2 separate regions of the Homo sapiens genome follow, and region 2 is linked to region 1. A link is an interaction called in ENCODE POLR2A ChIA-PET data of the cell type or tissue named here. Cell type or tissue: PC-9. All regions are shown on one strand.

Evidence for each region. Peaks named below come from ENCODE experiments on the same cell type or tissue, not always from the same donor. Only the 100,000 strongest peaks of a DNase experiment are listed, where the experiment ranks them.
Region 2: POLR2A ChIA-PET joins it to region 1 with 5 read pairs; 3 of 35 experiments call an interaction of 5 or more read pairs at or near these places.

What each region holds. Positions count from the first base shown.
Region 1 is chr1:44,338,563-44,343,562 of GRCh38, reverse strand. It overlaps ERI3 (ERI1 exoribonuclease family member 3), which reads left to right. Exons shown (of 9, transcript NM_024066.3): 3 at 4,241-4,518. Among named protein-coding and RNA genes, the nearest start is that of ERI3, 14 kb to the left of the region's middle. RefSeq lists an enhancer at 3,401-3,902. In PC-9, no CTCF peak of the experiment used is centred here; no DNase peak of the experiment used is centred here.
Region 2 is chr1:44,530,328-44,535,327 of GRCh38, reverse strand. The region is part of intron 2 of RNF220 (ring finger protein 220); the gene reads right to left. Among named protein-coding and RNA genes, the nearest start is that of MIR5584, 13 kb to the left of the region's middle. In PC-9, no CTCF peak of the experiment used is centred here; a DNase peak (open chromatin) is centred at 3,077; H3K27ac peaks cover 2,143 bases.

The sequences.
Region 1 (5,000 bases):
TTTGAAGATTACAGGCTGGTTATTGTTTAGATTGTCTCTCAATTAGGGTTTGTGTGACATTTTCTCATGATTAGATTTAGGTTGTGTAGCTTCAGGAATATAACAGAAATGATGCTTTGTTCTTCTCGTCGTGTGATTTTGATTTATCCCATTATTGATAATGTTCACTTTGATCACTTGATTAAGGTGATGTCTGCCAGGCTTCTCCATCATAAAATTACTACTAGTTGTAATTAATAAGTATTTTGTGGGGTGATACTTTGAAACTATGTAAATATCTCACATCAAAGTTTAATTTTATTGATTTATATCTTTATGGACTCATGGTTTTCTATTCAGTGCATTATAATCCATTACTATCATTGTTTCTTGGCCAGTGGGTGGCTTCTGTATCCTTTTGGTATGTTCCCATCATTATTTGGGTGTTTCCTTGCTTTCTGATACAAGATGTTATGCGCTCATCTTGTATTTCTCTTGCTGCATCCCTGGAATCAGCCATTTCTCTAAGGACCTCTGTTTCTTTTAGTGGGGAATGGTATTTAGAAGGCAACTGGGGCTGGGTGCTGTGGCCCATGCCTGTAATCCCAGCACTTTGGGATGCCAAGGTGGGAAGAACATTTGAGCCTAGGAATTTAAGACCAGCCTGGGCAACGTAGTGAGACTCTTATCTCTACAAAAAAAAAAAAAAAAAAAAAAAAAAAAAAATATATATATATATATATATATATATATATATATATATATATATATTAGCTGGATGTGGTGGCACATGCCTGTGGTCCAAGCTACTTGGGAGGCTGAAGTGGGAAGATTGCTTGAGCGTGGGAGTTCGAGGCTGCAGTGAGCTATGATTGTGCCGCTGCACTGCAGCCTGGGCAACAGAGCAAGACCCTGTCTTCAAAAAAAAAACAAGAAGGCAATGGAGTGCTAGGTGTGCTCATTGCCATTGTTACTGCTCCCTGGCTCTTCCTTAAATAGAGCTAGAAAATATATATGCATATGTGTGTATATTTGTGTGTGTGTGTGTATCCATCTATCTATCTGATACACATCTAATCAGAAACCATGAGTTCACATTCTTCCTGCCAATTCCAATCCAACACCACAGATTTTCTCCCTTTCCATATTTTAACTCCTTTCTCTTAACAGTGAGAAACCTGGGTCCCATTATGCTTAATATATGCACTTCTTTGATCAGTTCCTCTGTAGGTAGCTAATCCTCATTACTGCCACTGCCCTTTACCCTTCATGAGTGCCTCTTTTACCCTGCGTGTGTCACCCCACATCAGACTGCCAGCCGACATGGATGCTCTCCACATCCCCCTCGGCTCTGACATGCTGCACCACACCTTCCCACTTCTGCAAGGATGTCTTCCTCACCCTGCCTGGGCTCTGACAGTGTCCCCCAGACCTCTCTGGCTCACCCTACTCCACCCGTTGTAGATATCTGCCCTCTTCTGCTGCACCTAATGGCTTTAGGATTGAGTTTTTCAGGAAGGGAAGAGGAAGAGCTACCCTCTGTTTCTTGACTTGAACTGAGCTTGGTTGTTAGAAGTAAGGGAAGTGTGGAATCCAGTAACTGCTGATATGTGGAGGCCTGACCTCCTAATGTCTACTCTCAAGACTTCCTACGAGAGAAGTTTTTTTGTTTTGTTTTGTTTTGTTTTGTTTTTGAATTATGGTCTTGCTCTGTCACCCAGACTGGAGTGCAGTGGCTCCATCACAGCTCACTGTAGCCTCAACCTCCTGGGCTCAAGTGATCTTCCTACTTCAGCCTACCAAGTAGCTGGGACTACAGGCATGCAGCACCCCGCCTGGCTAATTTTTAATTTATTTTTTGTAGAGATTGGGTCTCACTATGTTTCCCAGGCTGGTTTCGAACTCCTGGGCTCAAGCAATACTTCTGCCTCAGCCTCCCACAGTGCTGGGATTACAGGTGCAGTCACTGTGCTTGGCCAAAAGAAGCTTTTTGATGTAGATGAAATCAGGTGAGAAAGCAAGGCCTGCAGGCAAGAGGACCACTGGCCATCAGAATAGGGTATATATAGTATGCTCTGTCAGAGGTCTGGAGCATTTTAGGGTTGCAGAAGACATCGATATTACTCTCTGAGGCTGCCTTATGAATTAATTGGATTTGTAGGCCCAGAATCTGGGGATCCAGGCTTGGCCAGGTGGGCATAGCCCAATAGGATAGTAGTAATAACATTAGGATAATATATATTAGGCTGTTATATGCCAGGCACTGGTCTTAGTGCTTTACATGTGTTGTCTCATTTTGTTCTCACTTAAGGAGTAGGTGCTATTGTTATTGTCATTTTACAGATGAGGAATTGAAGAACACAGCATGCCCAAGGTGCCATGGGTAGTAAGTGGTAAAGCTAGGATTCAAACTTGGAAGCCCTCCTTACTCATCATGCTTAATTGCTTATAGTATTTGGTAGACAGGATTGACTGACTGTATATACTACGCATATTCTGTGCACACTGTAGAACATTAGGACTTTCAGAAGTCTTTACACTTTTTTATGGGGTTAGAGAAGAGTCTAAGTCCTTGAGGGACTTTGGATCCAAACTAGAATGGGTAATTTGAGCAGACTGGTGTCTTCCATCTCATTAAGGCTTCCAGTACTATTCAGGAATAGGCGATGAGAAGATTCTGGCTTTCAAAGGGATATTGGCCCTCTTGCCCTTCCAGGAGACTCCATATTGAAACTCAAGCCAGCGTTTGTCTACCTGGGCTGAGTTTTGGCTGTATTTTTGGTGAGGCTATAAAGCAGTGGTGAAAACAAGTGCTGTGCTTGTGCAGGATCCATGAAGAACTTAAAATATTTTTTGGTCTTAGCTCCACTGAATCCCCCTGAAATCTCATTATAGGGATAGGGAAATTGAGGACCTACACTAGCGTATATCCTACTATATATATAGGCAAGTTACTGTAGCTCATTCAGTGAGTCAGGAGAGAGATGGGAAGACAGCCATACTTGGCATTATCTGCTTCTGTTCAGGTGGTAGTGGCCTCATTGCCTTTGAGTACGCGCTGGACTTCACAGGGTGCTATCCCTCTACCCTATGTGAAGGGAGCCAGGTGCCCACTTGCAGCCATCAGAGGCAAGCCTTTGGTTGTGTTGGAATGAGGCTTCGGAAAGCACAAACTATGGCCATTACTGTATTGTACAGTGAGATTTCTTATTTGAGGATTAAAGTTGAGAGAAATTTGAATGTTGAGTATTAAAGGGAGAAAGACAACATTTCTGCTTTGTTCCTTTTTTCTTTTTAAGGAAGTTTGAGTTATTCGTGAGTAAAACTTAGGCTTTGATTTTTGTATTTAGTTAGGCCTCTGAGGAGCAGGCATTCTGCAAATTTAAGGGGAAAACTTAAAGGAAAAGTGATTTGATTTTTTTTTTTTTTTTTTTGCACATGTTCACTCAGAAAACTTTACTAGACTTTTAGCCATGTTCCTATTACTGCCACATCTGGGTTTTCTTTTTCTTCCCTATTTAAAAAGTCCCGCAGTCATTCAGGGCCTCGAGTAGAGACCGAGTCTAAGGCAGCAAATGAGAAGGCCTAAGGCTGCAGCCAGCTGTGCTCTCCAGGCACTGTTCATTCCCCCAGGGTGCCACTTACTAGTGTGGGGGTTGGGGGATCACCAGAATGTCAGAGCAAACCCCTGTGATTCGCTTTGTTTGCCTTCACCTTGGGAGAGGGGAGGAGGGTATGTGGAGACATCAAGATACAGACTGGAAAGCCAGGGGCAAATGGCTCCTAGTGGAGCTGAGAAAAGAACCTTGGACATTTTCTGCTGCTTGTCTGAGTCTACTTAGCTTCCAGGACTCATTGTACAACAGGGTCACCTCACGTTACTTTGGACCCATAGCTTTAATGTTAACTGTTGCCACCTGAGAAGTGACTGCACAATTTTTCTCTCTTCTCTCTTTTGAACTTTAGAGCTCCATTTAAAGATGCAGGCCAGTGTTGCATGTTGTTTTGAGAATGATCTGGGAGACTCAGAGCTGTAATAATGCTGCAGGTGCTGCTATTAGGGTCTTGAACTTTAGTAACGAATACTATGATTTAGAAAAGGGGCCCAGAAACACTGGGGAGTGGCCCATGTTGCGTGGATATTCCTGAAGACTAGATGGAACAGGGCCACAGTGGGAGGGAGTAACCCAGGCTCTCTGTTCTTTTTTTTTTTTTCTTTCTTTTCTTTTTTTTTTTTTTTTTTAAACTTTCCTCCCCTAAGTTTTAGATGCTTCTGGATGTTCAATGCTAGCACCTTTACAGACTGGAGCAGCTCGATTTTCTTCGTATTTACTTTCAAGAGCAAGAAAAGTGCTGGGCTCCCACTTATTTTCTCCCTGTGGTGTTCCGGAGTTCTGCTCCATATCCACCAGAAAGCTGGCGGCCCACGGCTTTGGCGCATCCATGGCGGCAATGGTGTCCTTCCCTCCCCAGAGGTATCACTACTTTTTAGTGCTGGACTTTGAGGCCACGTGCGACAAGCCACAGATTCATCCTCAGGTAACTGTTCCATCATTGCTTTAGAAAAGGTGGGGGGGGCAAGGAGGGAGGGAGGATAGTTTTGCTTCCTGGGACACAAAGGAGCTTTCTCATGCCTTCCTGTCTTTTAGCTACTCATTTAGAGTTCCTGTCTAGGAAGCAGGACTTGTTTCAGGTATGCTAGTGTAAGGTAGACCTGAGAAGTCTCTGGAGAGAACTGGGTACATTGTTTCTCTCTAGTCTCAGCTTTTGGGAATCAAAATATTTCCTTCTCCCGTCCTTCCTTTCTCTGTTCTCTTCTTTCCTCCATTCTCCTGCTACTGCCACTTGTTCCTTTAAGGAGTGCTATAGTAGCTGGCCTCCAAGATGACCTCAATGATTCTTAACTCCTGCTATTCACACCCTTGGTAGTTCCCCTCCTGCACTGAATCAAAGATATTCCTGTATAGCTAATAGAATACAGTGGAAGAGATAATGTACGACTTCTGAGGGTAAGTTATAAA
Region 2 (5,000 bases), 190 kb before region 1:
TTCTACTAAAAATACAAAAATCAGCTGGGCATGGTGACATGTGCCTATAATCCCAGCCACTTGGGAGGGTGAGACAGGAGAATCGCTGAACCCAGGGAGGCAGAGGTTGCGGTGAGCTGAAATCGTGCCACTGCACTCCAGCCTGGGTGACCGAGTGAGACTCTGTCTCAAAAAAAAAAAAAAAAAAAAAAAGAAGAAGCTGCCTCCTGAAGCCCCTCCTCACACAGAAGGAAATGTAATGAAGTTGTTCCCCCAGTTCCCAGCCCCTACCCCCGATGAAGCCAGAAAGCTTTACTCCTCCTACGGAGATTAGCAGTAACTTGCTCCCTGGTCACAACGAGTCTGGACAACTCAATAGCTCCCCCTTTCCCGCTCTAAATAGCATCTCCACTTGAAGAGCTTAAAAACATTTAGTAAATTTCTGTTCCAGGTATGTTCTTTGTTGTTTTAGTTCTCTCCAATCTTTAAATGTCTGTCCGTATCAGATAACAAATGACTAGAGACGTAATGATTTGACTATTTTCTAATGGGTGTGCTTTGATGTATCACAGACTTGAGGTTAACGAACTGGAGGATCACCTTTCTCTTCCATATACAATTCTAGGTTTCATAATTCGGCTATTATGATGGCAACCATGATGATGATGATGGCAGTGATGATAAAGGAATGACCACCTCATTCTGATACTTGATAATCCCCAAATCTAAGGAAAGAACAATGGGCTGAAAGGCCATTAACATCTCCAAACCAGATTAAATGCCAATGCTTTGTCAAAGTCCAGCAGTGAAGAAGTGATATTTGGTATTTAGATGCAATCGTAATTTGAATTGACTAAAGAATCAAGTTCAGGGAGAAGGGAGGGATAGCATTAGGAGATATACCTAATGCTAAATGACGAGTTAACGGGTGCAGCACACCAACATGGCACATGTATACATATGTAACAAACCTGCACACTGTGCGCATGTACCCTAAAACTTAAAGTATAATAATAATAAAATTAAAAATAATAATAATAATAGAAATGTAAAAAAAAAATCAAGCTCAGGCCAGGTGCAATGGCTCACACCTGTAATCCCAACACTTTGGGAGGCTGAGGCGGGAGGATTGCTTGAGCGCAGGAGTTCGAGACCAGCCTGGCCAACATAGCGAAACCCAACCTCCATGCACAAAAAGTAAACAAAATTAGCCAAGCATGGTGGCACATACCTGTAATCCCAGCTACTCAGTTGGCTAAGGCACAAGAATCACTTGGACCCGGGAGGCCAAGGTATAGTAAGTTGAGATTGTGCCACTGCACTCTAGCCTGGGCAACAGAGCAAGAGTCTGTCTCAATAAAAATAATCAAGTTCAGACTCTTCAGCTGATCTTCCATGAAGTGGCACCCACCTCCTTCTTCGGGCTCATCTCCTAGGCCCTACCTCTATGTCCTTGCAATGCTGACTTGGGTCAAATTCCCCCTAAAAATGGATGCTTTCTTTTACCTCTCTGCTTTTGCTCATTCTGATCCCTCTACTTAGAATGCTTATCCACTTTTTTCCAGTGCCAACTCCTCCTAACTTGGGTCAGGTGCTATCTCCTGCAGAAGCCTTTTCTGACAGTCCATCCCTTGTCTGATCTAGGTGACCCTTCATGTGCTGGAAGCACCCTGTACTTCTATCTCATGTCAATCAATAGCTTTTGAACCTCTTCAGGGCAGGTGTCTTATTCTTTGTGGTCCCTGCAACTCAGTATGAAGTACTGGCCGAAAGCAAGTACTTAATACATGTTTCTATCTATTCCATAGTTTGGGAGAACCAACCTGGACTAAAACTTTATTTCTTTTTCTTTTATTTTTTCTGAGACGGGGTCTCACTCTGTTGCCCAGGCTGGAGTTCAGTGGTGCCATCAGGGCTCACTGCAGCCCTCCTAGGCTCAAGCAATCCTCCTGCCTCAGCCTCCCAAGTAGCTAGGACTACAGGCATGCACCACTATGCTCAGCTCATTTTTCTGATATTTTTTAGAGATGAGGTCTCACTATGTTGCCCAGGCTGATCTCAAACTCCTGGGCTCAAGTGACCCTCCCACTTTGGTCTCCCAAAGTGCTGGGATTACAGGCGTGAGCCACCATGCCCAGCCTGGACTTAAAGCTTTAAACTCACACCAGTATGCTGACCTAGAGCCTTCAGCAGACTTTCGTTTACTCTCCCCTTTAGGACTCAAAGCTGGGCAGTTCTTTCCAAGACCAAAGAGAGGGGGCAAACCCTCATGTCTGTGACATTGGAAGTCCACCATTTTATTGCCATCTATTTCCTCCTTCCTTTTAGTCTGGTCTTTAAAGGTGCAAGCAGGGACTGACCAGGTCCAGGGACTCAGTGGCTCAATCCTACAGAGCAACGCAGCTGCACCGACTTCCCCTAGGGAGCTGGAGCTCCCCTCTTCCTCCCCTGCTGTGACAAGAAGGTCTTCAGGGGCAGGACCATTCAGCAGAAAGCCTCAGTATACCCTTCTGCTTTGAGCTGTTCCCATTTGCAGGAGACACAGGTGGATAGCAAATAGATGACTGGTGTTTTTCATAAGATTGCTGTGGGGCTTAACGGAGATAATGAAGGCAATGCTCCTATCACTGCATCAGTCATACAACAAGCACTCAAGTCCTACTGTTCTGCTCCTCCTTCCCCTTTGAAAGGCACACTGTTATAATTCAAACAAAACAGAACAAAGCAAGGCTTTGAAGTCATAAAACAATTCGGCCTCTTATAAGCTATTCAACTTTGCAAAAGTTGCTTCCCTTTCTTAACTTCAGCTTTCCCACCTGCAAAATGAGCTCATAATGCTCACCCACAGTTTTAATAAGGAATAAACCACGTGATAAAAGATGCCAAAATACACATATGTCTGAAGTGTCCACCTCTGGTATATAGTGGGGACTCAATAAATAGTAGAAGTAAGGATAACAATAAATGTAAGAGTCTGAATTTCTATCTAAAAAAACAGCATAAGGACAGGATGAAAGAGACATGACTCAGCAATGAGACAAGGTAGGGGTTTTAGTTGATAAGGTCAGTATGAGTCAGCAGCTAATGTGACTTCCAGCCGCATTCATAAAGTGGTGACAGGCTCACCCTGCTGTGTCCTGGTTTGGCCACCTTGGACAGGGCAGGTCTGGGCACCATTCTTTGTGAGCTCAAAATAATAATAAATGTATGTGAAGGCCCGTTGTAAACCATAAAGAGCGTACATATGTAAAACATCATTATGAATCATCAGCAGTAGAGTATTAATTGAGAGAGAGGTCATCTGCACTGACTTTAGAGGGATAAAGCAGTACAGTAGAAGGGGGAGTGAGACTCAGCACCTTAGAAAAAAGGGGGGCAGAAAGAGGAGGCTTAGAGAGGGGTGACACAGGCAGAGGAAGCTGATTCTTGTATGTCCCCTATGAGCCAAACCAAGAACAGTTGGTGAAAGTTAAAGCTAGTTTAGGCTCATTTTAAGAAAGTATTTTCTAACAATCAGAGTACTGCTTTGAAGAATAATGAGCTCCCCCTCATAAGAGGTATTCAAGCAGTGATTGGATGATAATTGGTCCTAATGGAGGGAATTCAAACATGGAAGAAGAGACCAGATCATCTTGAAGGGCTCTTCTGACCCCAAAGTGTCATGGCTTTGGGGGCTGTCTTTCTCCTGTTCTCTCTCATCACAGGGGAAGGGAAAAGTCAGAAATCTTCAATTTAATAACTGATCTGATATTCCTCAAACACCCACTACCTGCCAGGCATTGTGCTAGCTGCTGAGAAAATAAGCAAAAATAAGGAAAAGACTTTGGCCTCTGTGCTCTTACAGTCTAATGGGGTTAACTGGCAAAGAGCTTTGGACACACATCAGAGAGAGCAACTAAATGCTTGGAACGGAGTGAGTCCACCAGGGAGATGATACTGGAGCTGAGTTTTGAATAAATAATCTTCCTAGATGGAAAAGGGAAATAACAGGACAACAGGTAGAAAGGACAAGACCTGCAAAGCCATGGAATCATGGAAAAGCAGACAAAGTTTAGGGGAAGATGAGCTGCATGAGAAATGGGACAGAAGAAATAGTTTGGGCTGGATTGTGAAGCACTTAGTGAAACTTCTGGAGGACCCCGGATTTACCTTGAGGATTACAGGAAGCAAGGGAGGAATCTACAAAGAGCAGCCCAGTCACACCTGTGTTTTAAAAGGGTTTGGATCATAATTCTGAAAGACACAATCCTGAATGCCATAATTCTAAATGTTGACATCCCAAAAGATCAAAATCCCTAAACGTAAATCTCTAATGTCCAAAATCTCCAAGATCACAATCACAGGTTAGTTTTCTTTCATTATTTTATTTTATTTTATTATTTATTTAAGACGGAGTCTCACCCTGTCACCCAGGCTGGAGTGCAATGGCGCAATCTCGGCTCACTGCAACCTCTGCCTCCTGGGTTCAAATGATTCTCCTGCCTCAGCTTCCCAAATAGCTGGGATTACAGGAGTGCACCACCATGCCTGGCTAATTTTGTATTTTTAGTAGAGACAGGGTTTTACCACGTTGGTCAGGCTGGTCTTGAACTCCTGACCTCATGATCTGCCCACCTAGACTCCCAAAGTGCTGGGATTACAGGAGTGAGCCACTGTGCGTGACCAGTTCTTTCACTATTTTAAATTGTCAGCATTATTTGCTATAATTTGCTGTGCTACGTATTTCATCTTTGCATCATTTCCAATACTGGAGGTATAAATTGTGTAGAGACTTTTAAGAGAGTTGTAATTCTTTTTATGCTTTTTTTTTTTTTTTTGCAGATTTGACTCCATGAAAGTGCATTATCACAATGTTGATTTTGTGTATCAGCATTGCGCATCTACGTAAAAATGTTGAAACTTCCTCAGTAAATGACGAGATGTCCTTTTTGTACATCTGCATTTGTGAAAGACAAAATTTCTTGAGATCTCTGCTCTTTGGGTGACTGCATATGTGGTGGTGACCCACAGTGGTAACCCAT